Linked DNA regions of Homo sapiens: region 2 is linked to region 1. Evidence: chromatin contacts called from ENCODE Hi-C or POLR2A ChIA-PET data. All regions are on one chromosome and are shown on one strand. The core of a region is the stretch at or near the end of the contact, and the rest is flanking DNA. Distances in the headings are between cores, read along the strand shown. Region 1 has its middle 24 kb from the start of LINC01443. Region 2 holds the start of LINC01444 (long intergenic non-protein coding RNA 1444).

What was found. Hi-C counts contacts between places; a loop is a spot of excess contacts on that map. ChIA-PET counts read pairs that join two places held with the same protein, here RNA polymerase II (POLR2A). Pooled maps may share reads with other maps.
Region 2: a map of mammary epithelial cell shows a loop between it and region 1 (9-fold over the local background). The contact joins the promoter of LINC01444 here to the enhancer-like site in region 1. A Hi-C loop is called at or near these places in 7 of 168 maps with a recorded cell type or tissue (IMR-90, PC-3, PC-9 and 4 more), 3 of 37 single-sample maps with no recorded cell type and 2 of 50 pooled maps. POLR2A ChIA-PET finds 5 or more read pairs at or near these places in 2 of 52 experiments (OCI-LY7 and WTC11).

What each region holds. Positions count from the first base shown.
Region 1 is chr18:14,919,624-14,924,393 of GRCh38, forward strand. It overlaps a transcript of ANKRD30B not described here. Among named protein-coding and RNA genes, the nearest start is that of LINC01443, 24 kb to the right of the region's middle. Within about 2 kb of position 2,133, at least 2 of the 41 ENCODE cell types and tissues checked have a DNase peak (open chromatin) inside an H3K27ac peak, as active enhancers do.
Region 2 is chr18:14,968,220-14,972,989 of GRCh38, forward strand. LINC01444 (long intergenic non-protein coding RNA 1444) reads right to left here and starts at 2,249. Exons shown (of 2, transcript NR_110783.1): 1 at 1,659-2,249; 2 at 1,388-1,559. It overlaps LINC01443 (long intergenic non-protein coding RNA 1443), which reads left to right. Exons shown (of 4, transcript NR_104164.1): 4 at 4,137-4,770.

The DNA of each region.
Region 1 (4,770 bases), core at 883-3,382:
TTTCACTAACTGCCATGTCCGTTGTAAAATCAAGGAGGGGAAAAAAGTTTCTAACATGATGAACATATGCTTTTTATTTGTCAGGAAAAACTCTTAGTTATAAAAAGGTTTTCTGCCCACTGGCCCCACCCTGCTGGCCAGGTGACTTTGATACCCAACTTACTTTTCTGTATGAAGAGTGCCACATAGCTCCTAAATCAACCCTGGTAAATGTTTAAAAACGTTCTGCACCTGGACTTAGGCCAAGCTGGGGCAGAAGTGGGGGCTAGAACAGGGCTTGCAGGTCAAAGTCCAGGCTTCTGTGCTGGTAGTGGCTCTGGGGAAGGCCCCAAGAGGCTGCTTTCCTGCACAGGCCTCTGAACTGTGCCTCATCCACAGGCTCAGCCACTTGATGTGGGAAGTTTTCCCCAGGAAGGCAAATCAGCTGAGGCCCAAGGAAAGAGAGGGTCAGTAAACAAGGCACTGAACCACTGTCCTTGGTGTGTTGTGGTCAGTGGATGGAGTGGGGAGTACAGGCTGACCATGTTGCCCCTTCCAGGACCCTCCTTGTTCATTCATTTATTCGTTCATTCATTTGAACATGTTGTAGGTACTGGGTGTTGTGTGAAGCACTGGTTCTATAGAACATGCTCACTGAAACTTGTACATCTAAGCTTGGCTTCTTGACGCTCAACTGACTCACTTTGACTTTGGCTTTCTCACAAATTCCTCTAAGCCTATTTCTGTAACTCTGAAAAGTATTTAACTGCACCCTGTAACTTGGAAGGCTTAATTAAGGTAATGAGTGTCACCATAGTGACTAGTGTCACCATAGAGTCACTATAGTGTCTAGAAAGACACACCATAGTGTCTAGAAAGGGCTAAACAAAAGTTAAAGACTATCAGAATTCCCCAGTCTTAGGGATCTTGTAGCTTCCTGGGGCTATAGCACAAAAGAAAAAAATGAGTGACAGCAGCCAAAGTCTGGGTGTCCCTGGATTTCCCAGACTCCATTTTAAGAAGCAATCTGAAATTAGTGTTTTGACTTCCCAAGGTCCTGCCTGATCCTAAGACATTCTCCAGGCTGAAAGTGTAGTAGGGTGGGATCCCCTGCAATGCACACCACTTGTCCTCTTCAGGTGGTTTTTGCAAGCCTGCCCCACCATGGGAACTCCTTCGTCAGTGGGGCCTATCTTGTGGGTGCTTTTTGTGGAAAACATTTTGTGTTGATGTTTGAAATAATTGACAAGTTACCAAGTGCAAGTGCATGTAAGATTGGCTGAGAGCATTTACATGTCACACATATAGATACACTTATTTTTATGTCTCTGTCTCAGAGCATTTTACAATGTTGTGTGATTGCTGATTAGGGAAACTTGACATTCTTGGCTCTGTGGACAAAGAAAATGTTTTTACTTTTATCAAGGTCTTTGTCTGGAAAGAGCATAATAAGGGGGAAGAAAGGTGGAGCCCAGTAATGAGGAAGTGATCAGGTGGCAGGTGTAATTGTCAAAGGGAATCAGCAGTGGTGGAGAGGGCAGGAGGCAAATGAGGGACGTGTTTAGATACAACTGCCTGTTGTGGTGGGTGGAGAGGGCAGGAGACACATGAGGCATGTGTTTAGATACAACTGCCTGTTGTGGTGGGTGTAGAGGGCAGGAGACACATGAGGCGCATGTTTAGATACAACTGCCTGTTGTGGTGCAACCAGCAGAGGTGGAGAGGGCAGGAGACAAATGAGGTGCGTGTTTAGATATAATTGCCTGTTGTGGTGGGTGGAGAGGGCAGGAGACAAATGAGGCGCGTGTTTAGATATAATTGCCTGTTGTGGTGCAACCAGGCTTCTGTGAGCAGGAGACACAACCCAAGGTGTCACGAGGCCCCACCCTGTCTGCTGCCCCTGTTTTCCTCACACATACACTGAGATCCTCAGTGAGGGTAGAATCTATGTAGTAAAAAGGGAAAAAAAAATCATAGAATAGCCTTCTAAACCAAGCACTATGAAAAAATACTAGACAAAGCAAAAATGAACAAGACAGCTCCTGTGTAAAGGAAGTTCTAAAACCAATGGGAAAGTGGACAAGTACACAGAGAGTTGGCAGGTAAGGCTGTTTATAATGCAAACAGAGGCATGGTAGTATTTCAGAGATGGGCAGGGTGTCTAGAATGTGACCAGAGCTGCCGGCTCTGCCTATTTCTCACCACGTGGCCTTAGGCAATTGGCGGTTCTCAGTAGTATTGTTTTCCGATGCATAAATTGTGGATAAGGGAAAAAGGGGAGACAGAGCAAGAGGGTCAAAAAGAAGCCTCCACCAATGGTCCTCCCTGCCAGACACCAAATTTAACAACTATCTATACACACAAACAAAAACAAACAAAAAAATCCTTCATTAGAACCAAGAATCAGGTGAGCAATCAAAGTACATCCTTTTAACTTCATATGACTGAAAGAGGCATTGAAGAGGGTAGGAAAGACAGTCTTAAATTGCCAACACCATCCCTTCCTCATCTTCTGGCAGGAGGAGAATTTGTTTGTTGGAGGAGAGAGAGAGTGGAGATTGGGGACTTTGCATTGGAACTCAGTGCTGCCCTGTCACAGTGGAGAGCAACACTGGGCAGAACTCAGCCAACACCCACAGAGGGAGCATTTACACCAGCCCTAGCCAGAGGGGTATCTCCCATCCCAGTGGTTAAAAGTTGAGTTTCTGCAAGCTTCACACCATGGGCTAAAGTGCTCTGGGGCACTACATAAACTTGAAAGTCTAGGTCACGGCTGGGCGTGGTGGCTCATGCCTGTAATCCTAGCACTTTGGGAGGCCGAGGCAGGTGGATCAAGAGGTCAGGAGATTGAGATCATCCTGGCTAACACGGTGAAACCCCATCTCTACTAAAAATACAAAAAATTAGCCGGGCGTGGTGGCAGATGCCTGTACTCCCAGCTACTCAGGAGGCTGAGGCAGGAGAATGGAGTGAACCTGGGAGGCAGAGCTTGCAGTGAGCCAAGATCGCGCCACCGCACTCCAGCCTGGGTGACAGAGTGAGACTCCGTCTCAAAAAAAAAAAAAAAAAGAAAAGAAAAGAAAGTCTAGGTCACAAGGACTGAAATTCCTAGGCAAGTCTTAGTGCTGCGCTGTGCTCAGAACTGGTGGATAAGAGGGACACAGGACATAGAAAGACACCAGCCCAGGTGGTAAGGGAGTGCTTGCACCACTCCTTGTAAAAGCCGAGGCAGATCAGCTCACAGCAACAAAAGTGACTCCTTCATTTCGCTTGACAAGGGTAGAGGAAAGAGGAAAGAAGACTTGGTTTTGCATCTTGGAAACCAGCTCAGCCACAGTAGAATAGGACACTGGGCAGAGTCACCAGGCCCTACTTCCTGGAATACGTATCTAGACACATCCTGGGCCAGGAAAAAACCTGCTGCCTTGAAGGGAAGAGCTCAGTCTTGGCAGGATTCATCACCTGCCGAATAAAGAGTCCACAGGCCCTGAAGAACCAGCAGCAATACCCAGGTAGTAGACTGTGGGCCTTGGGTGAGACTGAAATGTGCTGGTTTCAGTAACCAGCTCAGCCACACTGGGGTAGACCACCAAATGGGCTCTTCAGGTCTCTGATTTCAGGCCTTGGCTCTTGGATGGCATTTGTGGGCCTGCCCGGGGTCAAAGGGAGCTCACTGCCCTGAAGGGTGAGTCCTAGGCCTGGCAGCATTCATACAAGCTGACTGAAGGGCCCTTGGGTTCTAAGTGAACATTGGCAGTGGCCTGGCAGTACTCCCTGTGTGCCTGTGGTGGTGACCATGAGGAGAGGCTTCACTGCCTGTGGAAAGAGGAGAGAAGAGTGAGAAGGACCTTTTTTTGTGGTTTGGGTGCCAGCTCAGCTGCAGTAGAATGGACCACCAAGAACATTTGTAAGGTTTCCGACTCCAGGCCCTGTCTCCTGGATGGCATCTCTGGACCTTCCTGGGTCCTGGAAGAACTCACCACCCTGAAGGGAAGGACAGAAGCCTGGCTGGCTTTGCAACCTGCTAATTCCTAGGGCCTTGAGTGAAAATAGCAACAAGGTACCCAAGTAGGGTTAAAATGGGCTGTGGGTAAGACCCAGTGATGTGCTGGCTTCAGATCAACATTGGTGGTCTTGGATAAGATCTGCAAGAAGTATCTGGATTAACAGGCAGAGAATCTTGTTCTCTTTCCTTACTTTCTTCCAAACAGTCTCTCTCTGTGTGTTGAGCTGTCTAAAGCTGGGAGAGGGGTGACACCAGTAGTATCCTTCTGGACACCAGTACTGGGACTGTACTGAGTCACATCTGAAGACACTATATCACCTGTGGTGCTGGGATACCCCTTCCCATACAGCTTAGATCTCATGGCTTGTTCTTAGTTTCCAAACTCTCCATGTACTCTGTGCTTATATGTCTCATCTTCTCACCTAGATTGTCCCAGCATCACAACGTAGTGCATGATCCATCACCAAGTGTCCCATACACTGGTCATGTCACCTCTGACACTTGCTTAATTACTCTGAATCTCTCTTTCCTTGAAATAAAGAGAAAAGAAACCATCCTTCTCACCTTACCAAACTGTTGTTAGAAATAAAATGAACAGTAGAACTGTGGTATTTTAGCATTGAAAGAAAACTCAATAATATCCAATCACTCAATTTCCAAGTGGTGAAACAGGATTCTGGGAAGTTCACAGAGTTCCTTTCCCTGGCTACGGAGCTAGCAATGATAACTAATACTATCTTAAACTTACTGTAGCTATATGTAGATGGTGATTCACTTATGGGGCA
Region 2 (4,770 bases), core at 999-3,498, 49 kb after region 1:
TTTATTTCATTTAACATAATGTCTTCTAGGTTTATCTATCTCATTGCAAATGGCAAGATTTTCTTCTTGTTAAGGCTGAAAGATATTTTAGTACATGTGTCTGTGTGTGTGTGTGTGTGTGTATCACGTATTCTTAGTCCATTCATCTGCCAACCTATGGAATAAAAGACATCATTTTCAAACCATATATCTGAAAGGGGGTTAATATTTTAAATAAATAAGAAACTCATACAGCTCAGTAGTAAAATAATAAGAATAATAACCTGATTAAAAATGGGCAAAGGACCTGAATAGACATTGTTCCAAAGAAGACATACAAATGGGCAACAGGTATATGAAAAAGTCCTCAACTAATCATCAGGGAAATGCAAATTAAAACCGCAAACAATTATCACCTCACACCTGTTAGGATGGCAATTATGAAAAAGTCAAAAGGTAACCTGTGTTGGTGAGGATATGGAGAAGAGTGAACCCTTATTCACTGTGGGTGGGAATGTGAATTAGTAGAGCCCGGATGAAAACAGCCTGAAGCTTCCTCAGGAAAAGACAAACAGAGCTTTGATATGATCCAGCAGGTCCCACTTCTGGGGACAAACCCATAGGAAAGGAGGTCAGTGGGTAGAAGAGCTGCCTGCCCTCCCATGTCCACTGCAGCACTGCTCACTGTAGCAAAGACAGGGAAACAACCCAAGTGTCCCTCAGCAGAGGCCATTTGTTTTTAAAGCTATCAGGCCACACCTGGCCACAACATTGTTTTACTTTAAAAAAAAACAAAACCACGTTCTAGGGCAGGTGAAATCTGGGTGTACTCACATCTCACATTAGCATATAGTGCTCCACTGCAGAACATGTGAACTCGGCAGCTCAAGACAACCCACACAACCCACAATTATTCTATGAAAATGGTTGACTGAATAACTGTACATTTAAGCAAGTCTCAACCCCACTGTGTCTCAACCCCTACTGCCTGTGCTATCGTTAAGAGGAACTGTCCCAAGTCACTCTACCCTGTTTTGCCCAGAACCCTCCTGGTGACAGGCAGCCTCAGTGCCTTCTTCCTCCTCACTTTCTTCCCTTATAGAGTTCAAATCTCACATCTTTAGGTTTGTTCAGAACTAACCAGCAAAACTGCACCCAGCTGTTTTCCTAACATCTTCCACGTGCAGCTCCATGTATCACAAGGAAAGAGATTCCTGAATGTACAACCGAGCCACACCAAGTACAAAGCTGCACATCCTAAAATCTGCCCACTCCCTGTAGTAGCTGCTCCTGCAGCTCTCGCTGTGGGCTCGCATGGCCACTTCAGCTGTCTAAACAGAAACATTTGCATCCCCAGCTCCACTCCTTTAGCTCCTGCACAGTGAGAAAGAAAGAGCGAGTCAAACATGAAATCCATTAATATATTAATTCAGCTCAACAAGCAAAACCCAAGAGCCCCCAGCTCAGCAGAGCCTACCAGGCATGACTAATCAGATCCCTAGCTGAAGCGACGCTCTCTTCCTCGGTCCTTTCTGGAAGTGTGCCGGTTATGCAGCTTCTTCCCCCGAGCTCAGGAGACTCTGAAAAATGCAGTTTAAAAGGATGTAAATTAGGAAAATGTAAATACCCCTGGCTCCCTCACACAGGACTAGGTTTCGTGGTGGGGGAAGTTGCTTTACCTCATCGAGTCTTGGTTTTCTCATCAGTGATGACTTGCAGAGTTTTGTGTGAAGTCCCAGGGCCCTGGCCCCACTACAAGGAGCTCGAATTTAGCAGGTCTGCAGTGGGCCTGGGCAGCTGTAGGTTTAAAAGTTGCACAGTGACTGCGATGCTACCCAGCTGAATGGCATCAGCTTAGCTCATGGCTTCTCAGATGTGACGTGCAGACTCCGATTCAATATCTTTAATGTAGGCTCTGAGGTTCTACATTTCTAACAAGCTCCTGGAGGGGCCAGTGCTGCTGGCACGTGGACAACTCTTTGAGTACCCAGGTTCCAGGTCTGTGGCTCCCGGTCTTGGCTGCACTTCAGATTGGTCCAGTACCTCCTGACTGGATAAGATCTTATGGGACTGTTGGTCAGGAATCCCTACCCTAGCCAAGCTGCAGGAGTGTGACTCAAGCTGGCTGATTATCTGGATCCTCTGTGAAAGTTGATCCTGGTGCTCAGTGACTCAAAGACTGTGGAAAGTCAGAGTTCATGAATCCAGATTACAATGACATGCGAGACTGTTCCTGGTCCCCGAGATTCAGTTCCCAGAGCTACTATGGCTTATTAGGTACAGGTGCAATTTTCCTTTTGTAAGATGCTCCATATTATTCCAAATATGGCCTTTTTTATTTGTAGAAAAAATATCTTTTTGTCACTGACAATTAAAGAAATATAACTGATATTTCTGTAAGATGTAACATCCCATAATTCTGCTCTCCCTGTATCAACCTGCATGTTAGTGTTATCTTCCTTATGGGGAAGAGGTGATAGCAACCACCTGCCTGGCCCCACACCTCCACCCTCACCTGAAACCCCAGGCATGGAGAACACACTTGTCACCTCCCCTGCCTTGTGTTTGAGTTTCTCCCTCCGTAAAGAAGCGCTCTAAGGCTGGGTTTTGATAAAATGACTCCACTGATGGAGGAAAACTCCTGCCCAGCTGACTCTCACTTCTGGGAAGGACTGGTCCTGGCCAAATCATGAAGGAGCCAAGGCTTAAAGAAGGCCTTTCTTCATTCTTTTCTTCCAGTTATTTGTTCAGTTTTCATCTCCAGCCTCCTCAGCATTTGCCTGATAGGAACCTATTGATGAAATATGTCCCAAAACCCTTCACCAAAGAACTATTTATCCGTCTAGATCTTCAGTCCTGTCTGCTTTCTAATATGACCAATAGACAATCCAAGTGTGTAGTCAGTATTGGCTATTGACACCAACGGCCAATAACAGCTTAATTACTCACTGTCCTGAGGCTGCGTGCTCTGATCCAGAGACAGATTCTAGCAGTGGGTTTTAGGTACGTTTCTCAGTATCAGTCAGTACCTGGGAGAAACTTAGGATTCTTATTTCTCTCCCCCTTGCTTCCACGTGGCCCATATAGACACTTTATTACTAATCAAGGGTGAGTTGGGTGGCAAGTAATAACACTGCCCATCCCACATGCTTTTCTTACAATGTAAGCTTAACTCACCAGCCATGGAATGATGGTGTCTGTCCCCTCTCATTCAGTCTGGCTGGATCTTTGCGACTGCCCTGATTAACGGAGTACAATGAGAAGGACATGATTTTACTTCCAAGGCTAGCATGCGAAAGGTGATATGGCTTCAGCCTGGTTCTCTTGGGATGATCACTCTTAGAAGAAATTTGAAGAAGCCCAAATAGCCACATGGAGAAGCCACAAACAGATATTCTGGCTGGCAGCCCAGCAGAGGTCCCAGCCAGCAGCCAGCATCAACTGCCATGTGAAGAAGTGTGCCTGCAGGGGGTTTCAGACCCCAGCTGCCAAGCTGCTTCCAGCCTCCCGGTCTTCCAAGCTGAGGATGCAGACAGTGTGGAGCAGAGATAAGCCACCCTACAGTGCTGTTCTCAGATCCCTGGCTCGCAGAACTCAAGAGCACTATAAAACAGTTGCTATTTTACATTGCCAAGTTTGGCATTGCTTGTGGCATCAAGGACAGGAAATTCCAAGCTCTCGGTCAATGGTTAGTCATATTGTCCTGGGTTTGTTTTCAGAGAAAGCACATGACAGAGTGGCCCCTTTTCTCTCTTACCTCTCCAGTGACTGCAACGAGAAGTGCCAAGGGCCAGACAGGCTTTCTCTCTGAAAGTTCTCTTTTCCTAATACAGCAACCAGGCTTGGCTGGTTCTGCACTGAGCACTTCAGACAAGCAGGGTCCCTTGTGCTGTGACTCCATTTCCTCCTGCTATTGTAGGAATTCTCTGGTCTGGTTGATGGAGTTAAGCTTAAGGTCTGATTGTGAGTGCATAAAAAGGAATATACTGCCCAGCACTTGGTTCTAAGCTCTGAGCTGCCTTATGCATATTCTCATAAATTCTCATGAAGAATTTCCCATTGAGTCCAACCTAGTTTAATGGAATTCTGTTTGGAGACTTGGAACCAAAGCCCCAATTAATAATAAAATGTTGCTTTGCTTTCCTTTGCCAGTTTAGCCTATGCATGTATTTTCCTCAGAGAGCCCACGGAGGAGAGAGAGATGGCTAAAACAAGAAGAGATCGGTGGATGACTACATCTGCCGGCCAGAAGACCACTCTGATAGCTTTCATGAGGATGACTGCGTCTCCCAGCCAAAAGGCCACTCTGATAGCTTCCATGAGGATGACTGCATCTCCTGGCCAAAAGACCACTCTGATAGCTTCCATGAGCTCTCCCTGGGGCATCCATGGAGAAGATATTTTTGAGGGAGAAATCCCCAATGCTTCTTGAATCTTGCAGCCCACACAGGGATTTCCTACAAGCAACCCAGCCTTGAGCTATAAAGACCTGATCACTTTCCTGGGTGAAGACAGCAGACTGACTCAGTTATTCTGTGGATAGGTGACTTGATCAATGAGTTGGCGAGAGTTCTAAGATGTGTCTTTCAGGCACATATCTCAGATTTGTAAAATTATTATTTATTTATTTAATTCATTTTTTTTTTTGAGATGGAGACTCACTCTGTCACCCAGGCTGGAGTGCAGTGGCACAATCTCGGCTCACTGCAACCTCCACCTCCCAGGTTCAAATGATTCTCCTGCCTCAGCCTCCTGAGTAGCCGGGATTACAGGCACCTGCCACCATGCCCA